Regions from separate parts of the Homo sapiens genome. Here regions 2, 3 and 4 are each linked to region 1. The links are chromatin contacts, found by Hi-C or POLR2A ChIA-PET in ENCODE. All regions are on one chromosome and are shown on one strand. The core of a region is the stretch at or near the end of the contact, and the rest is flanking DNA. Distances in the headings are between cores, read along the strand shown. Region 1 overlaps PTPN4 (protein tyrosine phosphatase non-receptor type 4). Region 2 overlaps EPB41L5 (erythrocyte membrane protein band 4.1 like 5). Region 3 overlaps EPB41L5 (erythrocyte membrane protein band 4.1 like 5). Region 4 has its middle 33 kb from the start of INHBB.

Evidence for each region. A loop is a pair of places that touch in the nucleus more often than their neighbours do. ChIA-PET counts read pairs that join two places held with the same protein, here RNA polymerase II (POLR2A). Pooled maps may share reads with other maps.
Region 2: a loop to region 1 is called in a map of PC-3, with 2.6 times the contacts of the local background. The contact joins two enhancer-like sites. A Hi-C loop is called at or near these places in 2 of 168 maps with a recorded cell type or tissue (PC-3 and endothelial cell of umbilical vein), 1 of 37 single-sample maps with no recorded cell type and 7 of 50 pooled maps.
Region 3: a map of MCF 10A shows a loop between it and region 1 (14-fold over the local background). The contact joins two enhancer-like sites. A Hi-C loop is called at or near these places in 29 of 168 maps with a recorded cell type or tissue (A673, B cell, CD4-positive, alpha-beta T cell and 21 more), 33 of 37 single-sample maps with no recorded cell type and 36 of 50 pooled maps. POLR2A ChIA-PET finds 5 or more read pairs at or near these places in 5 of 52 experiments (B cell, MCF 10A, OCI-LY7 and 2 more).
Region 4: a loop to region 1 is called in a map of naive thymus-derived CD4-positive, alpha-beta T cell, with 5 times the contacts of the local background. The contact joins two enhancer-like sites. A Hi-C loop is called at or near these places in 4 of 168 maps with a recorded cell type or tissue (CD4-positive, alpha-beta memory T cell, endothelial cell of umbilical vein and naive thymus-derived CD4-positive, alpha-beta T cell), 1 of 37 single-sample maps with no recorded cell type and 11 of 50 pooled maps.

Annotation. Positions count from the first base shown.
Region 1 is chr2:119,819,736-119,823,216 of GRCh38, forward strand. The region is part of intron 2 of PTPN4 (protein tyrosine phosphatase non-receptor type 4); the gene reads left to right. Among named protein-coding and RNA genes, the nearest start is that of PTPN4, 62 kb to the left of the region's middle. Within about 2 kb of position 1,661, at least 2 of the 41 ENCODE cell types and tissues checked have a DNase peak (open chromatin) inside an H3K27ac peak, as active enhancers do.
Region 2 is chr2:120,107,240-120,110,660 of GRCh38, forward strand. The region is part of intron 16 of EPB41L5 (erythrocyte membrane protein band 4.1 like 5); the gene reads left to right. Among named protein-coding and RNA genes, the nearest start is that of EPB41L5, 96 kb to the left of the region's middle. Within about 2 kb of position 1,717, at least 9 of the 41 ENCODE cell types and tissues checked have a DNase peak (open chromatin) inside an H3K27ac peak, as active enhancers do.
Region 3 is chr2:120,176,162-120,179,670 of GRCh38, forward strand. It overlaps EPB41L5 (erythrocyte membrane protein band 4.1 like 5), which reads left to right. Exons shown (of 25, transcript NM_020909.4): 25 at 1-2,958. Among named protein-coding and RNA genes, the nearest start is that of TMEM185B, 45 kb to the right of the region's middle. RefSeq lists an enhancer at 973-1,072. Within about 2 kb of position 1,855, at least 2 of the 41 ENCODE cell types and tissues checked have a DNase peak (open chromatin) inside an H3K27ac peak, as active enhancers do.
Region 4 is chr2:120,311,630-120,314,865 of GRCh38, forward strand. No RefSeq gene overlaps it. Among named protein-coding and RNA genes, the nearest start is that of INHBB, 33 kb to the right of the region's middle. RefSeq lists an enhancer at 1,786-2,309. Within about 2 kb of position 1,687, at least 19 of the 41 ENCODE cell types and tissues checked have a DNase peak (open chromatin) inside an H3K27ac peak, as active enhancers do.

The sequences.
Region 1 (3,481 bases), core at 411-2,910:
CTTAATTATTTAACTTTTTTGTTTGTTTACATATCTAGCATCTTAAAAATATTTCATAAATATTTTAGCCTATGCCCTTTTTTTCTCTACTGTATTCACAGTGTGTAAGGAATACTTGGCTGTTGTTTTTTTTGTTTTGTTTAGAGACAGTGTCTTGCTCTATCTTCCAGGATGGAATGTGGTAGTACCACCATAGTTTAGTGCAGGCTTGAACTCCTGGGCTCAAGGGAATCCTCCCACCTCAACTTCCCAAGTAGCTGAGACTACGGGCATGCGCCACCATGACCACCTAATTTAAAAAATTCTTTAGAGACGAAGTCTCACTATGTTGTTCAGGCTGGTCTCTAACTCCTGGTCTCAAGTGATCCTCCCACCTCGACCTCCCACACTGCTGGAATTATAGGCATGAGCCGCGGTGCCTGGCCTATTTGGCTCTTAAATGTGCTGCCTTTTGACTTATTTCATATTCTTGAAGGGAATAATCATTTAAATATTTTTGCCATCATAGTGCTTTGTATGTCTCTCCTGAAGCTCATTTAATAGCATGTCCATCTGTGATAGATGTGATCTGTTCTTTGGGAAAGGATGTATGACATAGCTCTGTTTTCTTCCTAGTACTTGCATAAAGAAACTTTCAGTATTCATTGGAATGGAGTTGGTGAGCATAGAAAGAGTTATAGTTATCACATAAGGAAGCTACATGACTCACTCTCTGCTGCCTCACTGCTTCCCCTGGGTAATTGTCTGTCCTGATTCCCATGTGGATTCAAGAATCCCCCAAGGAAGCCCTGGTGGGAAGACCTGGAAGGTCTGGCTCTTTGCCCAGATGCTGGTGTTGGTGTTGATGTTGATGGATGTGCTCTGCTGATCATAATACTCTAGAGAAGAAATTGCATCTTATCTTTGAACCCACCATTCATAATGTTTATTCCTAACTCAAATTGGATAGTTCAGTATCTGTATATCAGGAATTTGGTTTCATATTAAAGGTAATATCCATTTATTTGAGTCTTTGCCCTTATTATTTAACATTCTTTTCAATAATTAGACTTAATAATTATGCTTCCAAATGTTTAAAATAAAGCTGGACTTGCACATATATATATGTATACTTTACATATATATATACACAGCTTTACATACACACATGTGTGTGTATGTAAAGCTGGACTTGCATGTGTATATGTATACACGTATACATGTATGCACACATAGCAAGATTTACTTTTGAAAATATTTATCCTGAAACTCCTTTATCCTCTTGGTAATTCAGTATAGTAGCTCTTCCTCTTAAATATTATTCCTAGTGACATTTTATGACTCTGTTTTTCCATTTACCTTTTGAATTCTATCCATAATTTTTTTTTTTTTTTTTTTTGAGACAAAGTATCACTCTGTCACCAGGCTGGAGCAGTGGCGTGATCTCGGTTCACTGCAACCTCCGCCTCCCAGGTTCAAGTGATTCTTCTGCCTCAGCCTCCCAAGTAGCTGGGACTACAGGCGCCTGCCACCATGCCCAGCTAATTTTTATATTTTTAGTAGAGATGAGGTTTCACCATGTTGGCCAGGATGGTTTCAATCTCTTGACCTCGTGATCTGCCCAGCTGGGCCTCCCAGAGTGCTGAGATTACAGGTGTGAGCCACCGCCTCTGGCCTCTATAATTTTTAGTGTATCAGTTTGGTTTCCACCAAGAAAAGTGACAGCTGTACTATGTGAGGAATTAGTAATAGTATTATGACACTTTTTTTTTTGAATGTGCAGACATTTCCTTTTGATGATTCATTTGATTTGTTTATGATAAACTTCAGAGCATGTAGTTTTGGCTTTCTTTTGCAATTATTTAATTTTTTCATGTAAAATCTGGATGTTGATAGGCACTTGATACATTAAATAGGTACTTAATTTTAGCACTAGGTTAATTTACAACTTTGGATTCACTGTATTTTTTGACATCACTTACTTTGAATCACTGTGAGATGACTTTCATTTTTCTTCATCAAGAATATCTTGTGTGGGATGTGTGCTAGTTCTTTATATCCTTCGTTTTTGAAAATGTCTTAAGTTTTACCCTAGACTTAATTGATAGTTTGGGTAGAGAATTTTAGATTGGAAATAATTTCTCAGAGTTTTGAAAATATTGCCTTCTATTAATATTGCTGATGAGGAGTCTGATACTATTTCAATTCCTGATTGTTTATGTATGACGTATTGTTTGTAGACATTTAAAACGTGTTTTCCTTTTCACTTTTTTTTTTGCTTAAATTTCATGTAGATTGTGCATGAAATCCACCAGCTTGCAATATGACACTCTTTTGCTTTCCACTATGCTTGATGTCCCTAGATTTGAAGCCACTTCAGTTTATCTTAGAATAATTCAGGGGAGGTATGGGATTGAGAACTGAGGGACACAACTGTTCCCTACATGGATCTTCAACCTTCCTTTCCCATTTTTAGCCTCATGCCTTATCTTGCTGTTTCTCACACTTATCCTCCAATGTTTGAGCCTTTCTGTATATTTGATTTGCTTCCTGTTGATATCTTTCTCTGCAGGTATTTGGTGTTTAGCTCTGCTGTCTCTTCCACATGCTTTCTATCTTCCAAAGTGTATTAGTATCCCCTCCCCCCCCCTTTTTTTTTTTTGAGATGGATTCTCATTCTGTTGCCCAGGCTGGAGTGCAGTGGCGTGATCTCAGCTCACTGCAACCTCCACCTTGCGGGTTCAAGTGATTCTCCTGCCTCAGCCTCCCAAGTAGCTGGGACTACAGGCATGTGCCACCATGCCCAGCTGATTTTTATATTTTTAGTAGAGACGGGGTTTCACTATGTTGGTCAGGTTGGTCTCGATCTCCTCACCTCGTGATCCACCTGCCTCGGCCTCCCAAAGTGCTGGGATTTCAGGCGTGAGCCACCGCACCCGGCCTGTGTGTTAGTATCTCTTTAGCCGATATCTTCTCTCCTTTTGTTGTTCTTGTGGTTTTTATGTTTTTAGTACATTCCTTCTTTTTTTTTCCCCCTCAAATTAGTGGGCTTTCAGGAATGAGTAAAGGTAAACACATTTTCAGTCCATCACATTTAACTGTAGGTTTAAGCATTTTTGAACAGTAAGTTATTAATTCTTTTTCCTTTAGAAGACTAACAACAGTGGATGGTGGTTTGCCATGACATTTGAAGTCACATTCTTGTATTTTAATTAAAATCAAGTTTTTATTTTTGAAGTTTGCCTCTCCCCCCATTTCTATTTTACATGTGTTTTGGGGACTATAACAAGAGTCACCTTAACCAGTTTGTAATCAAGCACCTAAATATTGCAATCTTATCTCAACCTTTATTCTTTTACTGTAACTGCTTCCTCAGTGATTATTATCTAGTTAAGAAATTCATCAGTTTATCAAGGCTCATTTTGTTTGACCTCTAGGAGCTTTAAAAACTGGTACTGCTCCTTATTTCAAGGAAAGCTCTCTTCTCTGTGATCACATTCTG
Region 2 (3,421 bases), core at 467-2,966, 290 kb after region 1:
TGGTCAGGGCACACTCTTCATTTCTAAACCATGGTTCATTGCTTTGAGAGGCTGTTATTTTAGTGTTAGTCTTTGAATATTGGTTTGAAAATATTACAGTTACTATTTTTTATGATTGGTATTAGGACTTATGGATTTGCTAAAACAAAATCATCTTGTCTCAATAACGTTTTCTCTCTTTCCCACCACATTCTTCCTTCCTGAATTTTAATATGTGTTATACCACATCATCAGTTATATCTTGCTTTCCAGGATTGTTGTGAATGCTTGTATGTGAGATGCTTTTACATAAGGGCTAGGATTTGGAGATAATTCTGCGGTGGGGAAACAACTTTCTCTCCTTCCTTCTCCATGCCAGCCTCTTCCCCTACCCCCATGTATAAAATGTGATTTGTCAGATCCTTTCTAGATACTATGAATCGTGGATTTAGATATGGTAGTCTTCCTCTAACCCCCTTTTGCAGAACATAAACATTTCTCATCCTCTGTTCATACAATTTTTTACTTTAGTCACATGAAAACATTGTGAGAATGGAATCTTGTTCCATTAACGTTAACCTTGGTGGTGTAGAAATTAGGACATGAAGCATGTCACTTTCAGTGTAAAATATGTCAAGGAACTTCATTTCTTTCATCAATTCCTGACAATTGCTAATGTAGTAATGCACTTTAGTTGCTTTGAGCACTTTGGGCTGGTGAGAAGGGAAATACATAGTGTCTTTGTTAAAAGAATGAGTGAAGAGAAGAGAAAATTTTAAAAGAAATTGGTGAAAGGAAAATAACTTTGGCTTTTTTATTGTTATTTTTATACTGAAGTAGACAAACAATTGTTCCTGTTCTTCCTGAAGGAATTGTTGTCACAATTTTATTATTATTAGATAATTACCTAAGCTTCTGTGTTACAAGCTGTGGCCTCAGTTCTAGGTGGTGGTGCTTGAGTGAACATTTTACATTTTGTTCCTGACAGCTGGCCAGCATTGTGTTTATATTGGCATGGAAAAGAGATATCTGATTCAGAGAACAGTGTTTTCCAAGGATTGTGACTGAAGACTTCCTTAATGGTGTAATAATGTACCTCCTCATAAAAACAGGTTTGACAGCTGTAGCTCATTTTTTGTTGTTGAAGGAAGTTTTATTTGTTTTGTTTTTAACTACTTTTAATAAAGAATTGAGATCCAGTGTATGATTAAGATTTGTAAGAAATTGCAGATTCCTTAATAAAGCTCGCATCTACAGACATGACTAATCATTGATAATAATAAATGCAAAATATTTTAAATTATTAGGGGTAGAGTTAAAAAATGAAAAATAAAAGGTTATGATAATAGGAAGATGATTGCTGGCTTGATTTACCTTGTGGAACTAGTTAGAGGAGTATTCAGATAAATTGTGGAAAACATTAGAGGATGCAAAATACCACTGGAATTTATACCCATTAACAGAGAAGAGTTTCTTATTACAAAACTGTATTTGTAGCCCCACCAATAGCTTCAGGAATTATTTAATTATAAACTGTAGAAGTTTGGAGATAAGACCTGTGTTTAATAACTCGCATTAAATCTTTCTGGGGACATCATCAGCAAAACTCTTGGATAATTAGAAAGACCTGGGAAGATTGGGTTCTCTGGAATATCCAGGTTATCACTTTGAAATTTCACAATCATGTTGGAATAATAACATTAAAATATTTGAGTAGTAAAGGCATTGAATATCAGTCTGAGTCATCCACATTTGGTAAGGAGGCCTGGGGCATTTGTTGCAGTGAAAGATTTCAGGAGTCTTGTATTGATATCTCTTTTTTTGATTCATCTTATTTGTTGGACACCTACCAGAGTACCTCATTGGGTCTTCTTTATACACAGCCACTTATCATTATGCCTTTCCACATACCCTTGAATTTCTTGACCCTCTTCCTGTTGTATGCATCTGGTTAAATCCAACTCTGTATACTCTGCATATAGCTGGTGAATGTGAAATACACACAAAATTTTTGAGTGGTCTTTAAATTTTGACCACTAAGCTCAAGTGAGCCTTCAATGCTCCCTGATACCATATTACATTTCCTTAATCTATTTGTTCTCCTACAATGCTGGGCTGACTTTCTCCTCTTACAAACCACTTCCTCCTCTTACAAACCACTTCCTCCCTTCCTACTCTGTTCTCAGCTGATGACCTTGCTTCCTACTTTATTGAAAACATAAGCAATCAGAAGAGGTCTTCTCTGTACTCCCACCATTTTATCAGTGAACTTACCTGCATTTGGGAATTTGTTCCTTGCTTTCCCTGCTGTTACTCTAGGTGAACCATCCATACTCTAAGGCCCAGGTCCTCACTAGTCATTTAGATCCTCACCTCAAGTTACTCAAGACCATCATTTGAGCAATCCTCCGTTTTGTTCTACTGCATCGGTTTTCCCTTTCTACTGAAGTATTCTCATCAGAACAAAAACTTCCTAAGATAGCTCACATCATTTAAAAAAGAACTCCCTTGAATCTACCTCTTTTGGCAATTCCTCCATTTTTTTGTTTCACAGGTAGCAAAACTGTTTGCTTTGTAAGAATTGTCTATACTTGCTATCTCTTCTTTCTCTTAATCTCTTGAACCCATTCTAATCAAACATTGTCCCTGACACAGAGGACTGGGTATGATTGTGCAGATTGCATACTGTACAAGAGTGCCACATTTAGGAGAATGATGTTCACATAATTTATGACAGTGATTTTCCAGCAGATGGCACTAAGTGTCTTGTTCCGAAAAGATTAGTGTATTTGACAATTTTGCAAATTGGATGTGTCTTTTCAGAGGAGCATTGTTTTAATCCATATAAAGGCTCTGCCTTGAGTTAATAGTGTTATGCTACTACTCCACCAAAATAGCTTTATTAGATCACAAATGACCTGCATATTTCTAATCCCACAGTCCATCTTTTAGTCAGCTTAATTAGCATTCAGAAATCGCTCACTTCACGAAATTGTCATCACCTAGCTTAGAGATGTCACTATTTTTTATTGTCTTCTAACCTCCCTTCTAACACGCCATTGTCTTCTAACAAGCCATTGTTTTTAATCCCCTTTGCTAATGCCTACTTATCTCTCCAACCCCTAAACTCTGTTTAAGGAACTTTCCCGTAACAATTTATTCCCTTTGTAATATCATCCAGCATTATGGTTTTAAATGCTATCTATACACACTGGCAATTTCTCAGTTTATATCATCACCCTGAACTTTTAAATTTCCACACTTACATATCCAACTGCCTATCTGACATCTCTACTTAGGCATCTAATATAGGCATCTCATTTTAAATATTCTTTATTTTGAGGTAATGTTCAGCTTACAGAACAGTTTCAGGGATAGTACAGAAATTCCCACACCCTCCTGCCCTACCTTCCCCTATTTTTTTTTTTTTTTTTTTGAGACC
Region 3 (3,509 bases), core at 605-3,104, 360 kb after region 1:
TTATAATTTTCGAATGAACAAGGTAAACCTCGGTTGCCATGGGGAAGAAGGATGATGTGGAAACCATATTGGTAAAGTTGTTAATCCCTCGTTATGGAGAACTGATCTTAAGCTATACCTCCTGGAATTTGCTTTCTAGTTTTCTGTCCTGCAATATGTATATAATTAAGCACTAATTTGTACTGCTTAGCATAAAAGAACATCCAGTCTTAGATCCTTAAAACTTCATGGATTGGACTTTCCTGGGCTCCTTATAACATAATCGTGTGTCCAGGCAAACGCACACTAGTGTCTGACTGGAAAGCTCAGGAATTTTAATCTTGCACTGTTTCCCAGGGAGCTGTAGTGATTGGAACCCACGTTTGCACAAAACATTTTTGCAGAAGGAAAGTCAACACTTCTTGCTGGCTGCCTCCCCTTAGCCATTATGCTAAAAACAGCTTCTGAGTTTCACTGGTGGGGCTCTTGCCAGTTCTTAATTATAGGACATATTTTCTCAAAGCTGAAGGTGACACCTAGAACCAGGGGCTTGACCCAGGACATGATGGAATGAGCATCAAATTTTCAGTGTCTTGGCAACCGTAGATGTCCTACAGGGTTACCGTTGTGCTGCTCACCACAGAGCAGCTGAGGCATTATGCCTTGGAAGACCTAAATCTCCCATCCAGTTCAGGAGGTGACAACATCCTTATTTTAAACTTCCTAAAATTAGGAATTAGGTAGTTGGACATAGTCTGTGACCTTTATGTCGTTGGATACCTGTATTCTTGACAGTTAGAATATTGGTAGGGACTTTGTTAAAATTCACTTGAATTTCAAGCTCAGAGGAAACTTTGTCTCATGCCCTGACATGAAGTGGCAAACACGGAAGTTCATACTTGAATGCTGAATTGGCCCCGACAGATTAAATGCGTGTTGGGGATTGGTTTCCTGTCATAGCTGCTGCTGCTGCCATGCGCAGAGCTGCTGTAACAGCTCTTCCTGTTCTGCTCCCCTGAGAACAGTGTGGTGGGGAGAGGCAGGGCTGAGGTGGTCTACGAATGTGGCAGGTAGGGAAGGGGAGATGTCTGTCTCTTGAGAAGAGAGAGGCATGTGTGCCGGCATCCTTGATGGGTTCAAAGAGAAAGGTTGGAGATGATAGTGGGTGAGAAGCAGGCTGGTGAGACTGGGCTGAGGTTGGAGAAGGGGCAGCCGGGGGCACTGCTGAGGGTTTGCCGTGCACGCCTCGGACGGAGCACGGTGGGGTGGCGGGGAGCAGATAGTGCTGCCTCCCTGCGGGCAGACAGGAGAGGAACCTCAACTCAGTCCATTTCATAGCCCTGATAGGGGAAGTGGGAGTTGACAGGATGGTTTAAAATAAGACGTGAAGGTTTCAGTTACCTGCTCTAGACTTTGCCTGAGAACTTGTAAATTAATCAGTGAGACCTAATTTGTGACATGTCAGTAGCATCATCTTTTGACACACAGGAGGTCATGGTCATTTCATTCCTACTCTTCAGGAGACACTGCTGAACAGAGGAATGATTCTGTTCCTTGTGTGCTTACTTCCTTAACATTTATACATTGTTTTAAGAAAAAACTTTTAAAAATATTTCTTATAGTCTCCTAACATTTGTCTCTAGCCTTTGCCTTTGTACAATCACAGATATCCTATGGAGATTTAAGGATGAAAGCCCTGAGTTGTTCTTGGGTTCTTGGATCTGGACTACTTGTTATCTTATGCTTCTCACTTCTGGCTAAAACTTGCACCTCTTCTTCTCTTAGCTAAGCCCCAAAATGAAGATTTCCTTCAGAAGTCTTGTTAGCAGAATTATTTATCAGTCACAGAGAGAAAAATCTGCTATTTTTCTAAGTAAGAGTCTCGAGAAGCAGAGTTTTTGTCTTGTCATTGAGAGGAGTCAGCAGTCTTGTTCTGTAAAGGACCAGAGATGGTAAATACTGTCCCACTCAGCTCTGCTGGCGCAGTACAGCAGCAGCAGCCCCAGCACAGCTGTGTTCCTGCGGAGTCCCCTTTACAAAGCCGCTGACCCCTGATGTGAAACTTTGTAGAGCAGCAGAGTGGCTGCGTGAAACGGGAGGCTGGCAGGTCCTCAGATAGGTTCTGCAGTGTTACCTGTCACTTGGAGGCAGCCAACACTTCTGGACATTGCATCCTTATTCACACATGTGGCAGCTGAACGAGGTGCTGTTGTGGGTGTCTCAGCTCTGAGGGTCTTTGTGAGCTCCCACTGTTGTGGGTGTCTCAGCTCTGAGGGTCTTTGTGAGCTCCCACTGTTGTGGGTGTCTCAGCTCTGAGGGTCTTTGTGAGTTCCCACCAACTTTTAATTATTCATGCCCTTGACCATGTGGTTGCTTGGAGACCTGGGGTCTTCTGCAGACTGAAGAAGACACATTTCTAGATTATTTGTCCTTTTTATCCTCTCAAAAATTTAAACACTGTACCTCTTCAGTGGTCAGAAGAAAGTTGGAAACTTTTCCTACATATTAGGCGTTAGTATGAGGACATTTGTTTGAATTATAGAAATTTGCCCTGAGCTGAACTGGGTTGTGTTAACACATTGGTAGAGCTATGATTCCTTCCCAGTTCTAAGAGATACGATCTGTAAGTCCCTATGTCACCACATTGCTTGAGATGATCATTCAGTTACTTGTCAGGATTTCTCCTCTTCAGAGAGATTTTTTTTTATAGCACAGATTCCTTTGCCCCTTTTATCTCCTTATCTGGATATGATAAGTGGTTATGAGGGTCTCACTAACTATTTTGTGTTTACCTTTTATATGTGTAAAACTTTGCAGTAGCATTTAAAGTGTAATTTATTTTTCTATCAAGTGCACTATTCATTTAGTGTGTTCCAGTTTTATATGACTTGTATTAGAAACACTGCACTGAGTTGTTTGTACACTGAAATGAGAACTCTAGATGTAACTCTATTCAAATAAACCTTCGTGAGACATTCATGTTTTTGTGCACTGTTTCTGTTTCTTGGAACTGTGATTCCTACATGCTGACCTCAACAGAGTTAGACCAGATCCACTGTTGGTACAAACCTGAGGAAGTGAGCAGAAGCAGCCGCACTGTTTTTAGGTTGATTTCCATGTTTTTGTGGTGTAAATTTGGGAGTAGGGGCATTTTCAAAGGTTGAAAACCTCATTGGTCATCCCCAGCATATCCTGGAAGGCACGGTGGTCATTCCAAGGACAGCATGGTGCAGTATCACCACAGCTTTGGACATCGGATCTGGGCTCTACTGCTTAATACCTCAGGTTTTTTGTCTGAAATGGCACATGAAGTGTGTGTCACAGCGTGTGGTAGAGTATGCAGGTGTTGACTTCTCCTTCTCTTGGCGCCCACCAGTCCCCAGCCTTCTCTGGGTTTGCACTGCACCATCCAGCGAGGAACAGTGCCACCTGGGTTGGTTTCAGGACTTCTGCTGGGCAGAGTCATACTGCACCATATGGGTGTTGGCAAAGCTGAGAAAAGTTGGAAGTCTTCTCTTTCCCTCTCCCCT
Region 4 (3,236 bases), core at 437-2,936, 490 kb after region 1:
GCTCAGGAGTTTGAGACCAGCCTAGGCAACATGATGAGACCCTGTCTCTATTAAAAAACAATAACTAGAAAAATTAGACATCTTTTTTTTTTTTTTTTGAGATGGAGTCTTGCTCTGTCGCCCAGGCTGGAGTGCAGTGGCACAATCTCAGCTCACTGCAATCTCTGCCTCCCAGGTTTAAGGAATTCTCAGCTTCAGCCTCCTGAATAGCTGGGATTTCAGGGACGTGCCACCACGCCCAGCTAATTTTTTTGTATTTTTAGTAGAGATGAAGTTTCACCATCTTGGCCAGGCTGGTCTTGAACTCCTGACCTCGTGATCCACCTGCCTCGGCCTCCCAAAGTACTGGGATTACAGGCGTGAGCCACCGCGCTCAGCCGAAAAATTAGCCTTCTTTTTAAAAAGCATGCTGCTTTAATAAACTTATCATTTCCTATGTTTTTTCGTGGTTTGTTTGGAAATTAGCAACTAGCTTTCCTCTTCTGGTTCATCATTGATTAGCCATAAACGGATCCAGAGATTCCTATTGGAACCTGTTTGGGGCCCTCTAGCTCTTCCTCTGCCCACCTACAGGAAGAAGCCTCACAGGTGACTCCACTGTGGACTTGCAGACCCTGGCCCTAAGGGTTCATTCACCATCCCTGATGCTGGGGCGGGGCTGCTCTGAGCTCTGGTTATCTTGTGTACTTGATGACCATGTACAAACTTATGCTCCCCGCCATGATTTCTTTCTAAAGTTATCCGAGAAAGAAATTCTTTTTTTCTTTTCTTTCTTTTCTTTTCTTTTTTTTTTTAGATAGACTTTCGCTCTTGTTGCCCAGGCTGGAGTGCAGTGGTGCGATCTTGGCTCACTGCAACCTCCGCCTTGTGGGTTCAAGCAATTCTCCCGCCTCAGCCTCCCAAGTAGCTGGGATTATAGTAGGCGTGTATCACCACACCCGGCTGATTTTTTTGTATTTTTAGTAGAGATGGAGTTTCACTATGTTGGTCAGACTGGTCTCGAACTCCTGACCTCAGGTGATCCACACACCTCGGCCTCCCAAAGTGCTGGGATTACAGGTATGAGCCATCACGCCCGGATGAGAAGGAAATTCTATCAACGAGGATGTGTGTTAAAAAGTGTCAGAAAACATGAGTTTGAAAAAAGACTTATCACACAGCCAATGCTTTATGTCTCCCTCTTCAGTTTACGTCTGTTTCCTGATAATAATAACAAAACAGTCCTAACAACGTCTGAAGATTGCATTATCTTTTCAGAATCCTTTCACATCCCCTGGCAACCCTAGCTGCTGGACAGGGAGGGTGTCAGCATTGCTTCTTGGTACGTGGGTCCCTGGGCGCAGCGACCTAGCACAGCAGGCGGTGAAGTTAGTTGCGCAGTGAATGGTGCCGGTCTCCGCGTTCTCAGGACTGCTCCGGTTGGGAGATGGAGAGAGGCGAATCAGGACTACGTGGCGCCTCAGGTTCTGGAGGGTTCCTCTACCTCCTCCCTTCCTCCCATTCTCCGCACTTAAAATGAGACACGGATTCCTTCCCGACCACATACGGGGGGCTTCCCCCAGCATGAAACTTTCAGGTGCTTCTTATAGCTCCCACTCCATTTCACTTTTATGTGTAAAGGGTAGTTGCATATAAAAATGACATTTTAATATCGTAAGTCCCCAGCGGCACCAAAGCTCAAGCTGCCCTTTTTGGTAAACACCTAGCTCCGCCTAGTGGCCACGGGAAAGTGCGTTTTCCCGAGAAAACGCTGCGTGGCTGGCCTGCCCCGCTCTCGGCGGAGGGAGCTCTGGTAACGCTTTGTAAACTGACTCGGCGAGGAGAGCACCTGCCTGAATCACTCCCTTGAAAAAGGCCCAAGTGCAGTTGTTTCCTTTAATGACCTGCGCTATTACAGGCTTTGGATTTTGTGTGTGCGCCAAGAAGAAGGGTAAACAACACACAAACTCTTGAAGGGAAGGTTTCCTTCGGAGAGCGGGGCAGACAACATAAGCCGCACTGTTTGTGAGGGCCGGTGGTTTCGCTTTTATGGCATCAATCAGTTTGTATTGTAATTGATAGGAATCCTGTTCCCACACTGAGTTTTGTTTACTGAGAAAAGATTTGGAGAGTAAAGGGAGGCCCCAGCCCTTAGCCGGAATCCCAGCCAACTCTTCCTCCAGATGAAACAGAAGCAGGAGGACCCCACAGCCAGGCGGAGCCACGCCCGCCCCGAGGAGCACCGGGCTCCATCGCCTTCCCCCAGATTGCAGCGGACCTTGATTTCAAGAAACATTCCCGCCGTGTCAACAGCAGCCCTGTGCAGCGGCTGCCCCGGGCCCCACCCGCTGTGAACCGACGCAATGGCCTTCACTTCAAGGACTGCCCTCTCACACCCGAGCAAGCTGACCTCAGAGGTCTGGGGCAGCCGGGCAGGGGACGCACCACTCTCACCCGCGGGCAGTCCTCTGGGTGGGTTCTGACCGTGACCTGTGAGCTGGACCACGGGACACTTTTGGCATATTCTGCTTGGGTGCGTGGCAGGTCGTGGTGACCATCTTGTCTTACGCGTCATTTTGTCCTTCTACATTGTTCCAGCCACGTGTGTCTGACCTAGAGCTGTGGTGTGGGGAGACTGTCTCTGACTGCGGGGGTTGTGGAGTCTGGGAAATGGGCTCACCTTCCAGACCCTGTAATTCAGCTTTGCCTCCAGGAGCTCCGGACGGAGCTGGCAGCAGAAAGCCACTTGCACATAATGAAACGGTGACCATATGCTGCCTAAATCTCCACGCAGGCTTGTCGTAGCAGCTCCTTGTCACCCAGCTAACAGTAGCTGGACTCGCCTTGCCATAGATGTTCACACCTCTCCCCTCCTGTCCTGTGCCTTTCCTTCTGCGCTCCCGAAATCACAGATCCTTGGTCTGTGCGGGGAAAGACATCTTTGGGCTTCTGCTCTTCATGGATGCGGGTGCTGTGTCAGCCTCCCCCGGCCCTCCTTCCCTCCCCAGCCTCCTCCTTCCCCACCTGTATGCGGTGGGTCCCTGGAAGAGCTCCAAAGCACTTTCTTTCATCCCTCGACTGAGGTTTTATTTTTAATTAGAAAGCCAAGCACACTTTTAACAGCCACAGCCAGACTGAGCAAGCTCTTCTGAAGCAGCGCAAAGGTGGAAGCCTGTGCTGCTGATGTGGCTGGGCTCACGGAAGATGACGGGCTTCCTGCCAGCTTGCACTAGCCTTGGAGGAAACCTTTGTTGTGT